2 separate regions of the Homo sapiens genome follow, and region 2 is linked to region 1. Evidence: chromatin loops called from intact Hi-C (ENCODE). Cell type or tissue: PC-3. All regions are shown on one strand.

Region 1 (2,500 bases):
CCAGCAACGATTTCCCTGTGGCTCTCCCATTTAATTGAATGAGAACCAGCAGGTGACTGGTGCCATGACAAGGGAATCACAGACACGCTCTGAGCCTGTCACCGTGTGATGGAGCTAATATACAGCCTCTTAGTGGAGTGCTGAATTCCACTCAAGGGTAGGGCACACAGACCCTTTCCTATGATTTTTTTTTTAATGTGCTAGAGAGGCATAACTTTAAAACCACTATTTTTAGATATTATGCAATTAAGATGGAGAGTAGTGAGGCATGTGATTTATTTTGTAAAATAATTATGTATCCTACAACCCATTATTACTAAAAAAAATCAATACATTAACATTCTGTATTTTTGTTCTGATGTAAATGACAAACAGATAGAAGAAAGTGGGTTGGAGATCAAGGAATAGTTTTTCCTACCAACATATCATCGATTTATTCTGCTCACAGAGAATCTCTGTGAATAATATATATGTAGTTGTCACAAAATGGTTACAACTATAGAGAATGAAGGAATCAGTATATACAAAATGGTAATGAGCATTAATTAATATAAAGATAAGCATTGCTATTAATGTTCCATTAAGCCTCAAGCAACAGAAGAGCAGTAGTTTTCAGCAGATCTCAGATTTTAAAGAAAGTGTAGGCAGAGCTAAATATCTGTTCTGAATGAGGACTTCCCAGTTCCATTCAAGGGTGGTAGATATTAAAAGAGACACATTTCAGTTTGTAACTCAGTGACTCTATTTTTATCCCATATACATACAGAGACTAGTGAAGCAACTCATACTTAGAAGGGAAAGAAATTGAGAAACAATCTCTGTGCAAATGCTGCAAAGGTAGATACATGCATAGGTAAATGGGAGACAGATAAAAGTTTACACTAAGATTTTCTTTCATGCTACCTGAGAACACATTATTCTTTAGTTCAAAGTCTTTACAATATAACAAATGGTTGACAGAAATTGTAAACAATACTTAAGAAACATTATCAGAGGAAAAAAACTATAAAATGGGTAAAAGAATGGAGGCATTTTACTGAAATTGAAAGACAATAGATTCATAGAAAAAAAGAATTTTAATGTAGTTCAGAATTTCTTTAAAGTTTTAATGATCATGAAGCATTAGTAGCTAAGCCCCAAGGTGGTGGGTGGAGAGAGCAAAGCACCAATTAATATTTGTCTGTAACCCCCCCCAAACTTACTCTGGTTGTCAAAAAAAGTCATGTGCTCAGCTAATGATTACCACAGCATTGTATTCGTCTAAAACTTTCGTTTATGTTGTCTGCTAGCTTAAGGCTTACACCTTTGCTCTTAATAAAAGAAAAAAGGCTACTTAACTAAATCTCCTAATCATTAAAAACAATTGGTTTTATAGCCACTTTCAAGCAAGTTCCCCTCAGAGAAAGTTACAAAAAAAAAAAATTGCTTTGATGTATTGAGGCTTAATCAGACATTGTAGAGTCAACAAATGGTAAGGAAAAATCCCAATAAAACGTTTTTAAAAATTGTAAGTTAGTTTGATAGAGTCTGAGTTGCATGTTTGTAGTGATTTTGGAGATCTGCCAGTGTTAAATAGGATCCAGTTGGTGTGGACTGAAGGATTCTGGCAGCAAATCAAGACTGAAAATCTGACCAAATAATGTCTTTTTGAGTAAGTGACAGCTAAAATCTGTTCTCTGGCATTACTGCTGTGAGTAAATGGGCAGATATTTTATTTAAACATGTAAGTGCAAAAAAAAGTTGTCATTTACGTGTCCTAAAGAATCCAATAAAAAATAATAAAATTTTCAATATCTATTTTTTTAGCAAAGTTTGCCATTCTAGAAAAAATCATCAAAAATAAGGAAGAATGTATCTATTTTAAAAAAACTAAGTTTGCAGCTCCATATGCATACGTGTGTAACATATATGTACAGTTGTTAATATATATATCCTTGTTGAGATATATATAATAAATATTTATATATTGATATATATAATTATATATATATATATATATATTTGTTAATTTTCAGGAAAAGGAAAGCGATTGAAGCAAGCCAAGGAGGAAGCAATGGTAGAAATTGACCAGTACAGAATGCAGAGAGATAAAGAGTTTCGACTAAAACAATCTAAGGTGAGTAAGAAAGTCAGCACTGTTTCTTATGCAGAATAGATAAGATCTTCATATTTATAAGGTTTAATATAGGATATTGACAGAAAAAAATATGCTGCAATTGAGCAGATATAGTTCAATCAAGCTGAACATCAAGCAAAATCTTAAACATAATAATTACTGATTTTACATTTTCACTTTCAAGGCATTTTTAATTTCTCACATAAAGGGTCCATCAGTAGTTATTATGTAATATATAGTATATATTAAAAATCATATTCACAAATATACAAGCTGAAGGGATTGCTTAAAGTCTCATTCCTACCACTGATTATTGACTACATGTTTTAGTAAAATAACTTCAGAGAACATGTTTTTATATAAATATATATGGTTAGTTACATA
Region 2 (2,500 bases), 46 kb before region 1:
AGCAAGTCCACTCCTAGTTATTTACCCAATAAAAATAAAAGAATATGTCCAAACAAAGACACAAAAAATTTGTAGCAGGATTGTTTTCAATAATCCCAAAATGGAAACAACCCAATATGTCCATCAACAGGTTACACCGCATGTTCTCACTCATAGGTGGGAATTGAACAACGAGAACACTTGGACAAAGGAAGGGGAACATCACACACCGGGGCCTGTTGTGGGGTGGGGGGAAGGGGGAGGGATAGCATTAGGAGATATACCTAATGTAAATGACGAGTTAGTGGGCACAGCACACCAACATGGCACATATATACATATGTAACAAACCTGCACGTTATGCACATGTACCCTAGAACTTAAAGTATTATATATATATATAAATATATATATAAAAACAGGTTAATGGATAAATTTTAGTATATCCATATAATGAAATACTACTCAGCAGTAAATAAGAACAAAGTGTTGTTACATACAGCTACATGAATAAATCTCAGAATAATTAAGCTGAGTGAATGAAGATAGATAAAAAGGCTAAACGATATGATTCCATTAATTATAAAACTCCAGAAGATGCAAATTTCCCTGTAACAGAAAGCAGATCAGTAATTGCCTCTGGGCAAATGAAATGAGGGCAAGTAAGAAGGAATGAGAAGGGTATTCAGGAAACGTTTGCAGAAAATTGATGTGTTTACTATCTTGAAAGTGTAAAGGTTTTATAGAGATACATATATGTATATATGCCAAAACTTATGAAATTGAACACTTTAAATATATGCAGTTTATATTACATCAATTTGCCTCAATAAAATCGATTCTAGAAAGAGAGTTATATGGAATTCAGGCTGTAGCTAGACAGAAAGATTTTGTAGCTACCATCCTAGTGGTGATAGCTTAGGAGTTCCTGCAAATAAATTCAAGGTGCCACAATTCTTCTAATATATGCAGAATTTGAGTGCCCTAGGTTATTTATAGTCAACTGCTGGGGATTGAATCCCAGCTATATTAAGTTGGAAAGTGTGGCTCTTTGGCAAGTTTTCTTATCCAGCTTCATGGAGTTGTTGTGAGGATTTAATAGATCAAATAGTAAGTGCTCAATAAATGTTACGAGCACATGTTATAAAATGGTTTATTATTATGTCAATATTTGAAGGAGGAGTTTCATTGCTTTGGTCAGCTACTTAAAGTCTATGACTCAGAAAGTCAGCAACTTCTCTGATAATTGAAGCTATGGAAGAGAATGAGTGACTCAAAGACAGAGTGAAAGGTAGAGGAAATAAATGAGAACAGAACCTTGGGGGAATGTCTGAGCTTAAGAGGAAAGAGATGGAAGAGGAACTAGATAAGAAAACTGAGAAGTGATACAAAGGTGGGAGGAAAGTAGGAAATGGTGGGGTCACAGAGTATAAGAGGAAATATTTTCAAGAAAAGAAAAATTCTCAAATGCTGCAGCCATGAAAAAGAAGCTCAAACATAAGAAAAGGCCATTGGATTTGGCAATAATGAATTCATGTTGTCCTTTGAGACAGCAATTTCATCAGAGGGATGGGGAAGCAAGACACATGGTATGGGGCTATGAATTAGTGGTTAGGCAGTGTAGCAATTAACGCACACCACTTTTCAAGAAACTTAGAGATGCATAGAAGAAGAACAATAAGATTATTAGCTCCAGGCAGGGCTAAGAGGGTATTTCCAGTGTTAGGGAGTACCTGAGCATGTTTTCAGGCCTAGGTGAGGGGACAGAAAAACTTAAAAAAGACTAAGTGAACTCTTTCAAAGCCAAGTTTTGAAAGAAATAAAAGAGGATAGGAAATAAAACACAGATGGAAGTCTTAGAAAATACCAAAGACCTTATGTTTTAAGAAAGCTGGAATGAAAAATATAAAAAACAAGAAAAGGAAGAGGGAGGACAAGAGAAGGAAAGTTGAGAATCCTGGTATCCTATGGCTGCAACTACACTAAAGTAAGCACCATAGTCATAATCAGAAAGAGAACTAGACTGGCACTGATGACATCAGAAGAATGAGAACCAATTTGAATTATCAAGAGTTAGATATTATCACATAAGTGACGTGCTATATGTATGTTGGTTGAAGAATTTAAAGATATAAAGTATATTGCAACCTCACATACCTGACAACATATTATCACTGACTCAAATTTATTTCATTTATAATAAATAATTATCCTAATGCCAAGAGCTACAAGCAATCAATGACCAAATGCACAACCATGAAATAAGGAATGTGACCATTAGATACATTGGTAAAAAGATAATACCTCTTGGTTCTAGTTCCAATTCTGTCACATGGCCTCGGATTTGATGCTTTGCCTCACTAAGCCCCAGCATTCATCGTACAGGTCCATTGAGGTCTAACATGGTAAAAATCAAATATACTTATAAATGTACTTTATTTGCTTGTAGATTGAATGACTGGCATGTTATTTTATCTCTAGAGATGATATTATCCTTGGCTTAATGAGGCTTGCAAAGTTG

Evidence for each region. A loop is a pair of places that touch in the nucleus more often than their neighbours do. Peaks named below come from ENCODE experiments on the same cell type or tissue, not always from the same donor. Only the 100,000 strongest peaks of a DNase experiment are listed, where the experiment ranks them.
Region 2: a loop joins it to region 1, with 2.6 times the contacts of the local background. A loop is called at or near these places in 4 of 110 quality-filtered maps.

The regions. Positions count from the first base shown.
Region 1 is chr1:198,528,697-198,531,196 of GRCh38, reverse strand. ATP6V1G3 (ATPase H+ transporting V1 subunit G3) reads left to right here. Exons shown (of 3, transcript NM_001376861.1): 2 at 2,016-2,116. Among named protein-coding and RNA genes, the nearest start is that of ATP6V1G3, 11 kb to the left of the region's middle. In PC-3, no CTCF peak of the experiment used is centred here; a DNase peak (open chromatin) is centred at 1,556; H3K27ac peaks cover 954 bases.
Region 2 is chr1:198,575,008-198,577,507 of GRCh38, reverse strand. No RefSeq gene overlaps it. Among named protein-coding and RNA genes, the nearest start is that of ATP6V1G3, 36 kb to the right of the region's middle. In PC-3, no CTCF peak of the experiment used is centred here; a DNase peak (open chromatin) is centred at 1,217; H3K27ac peaks cover 1,612 bases.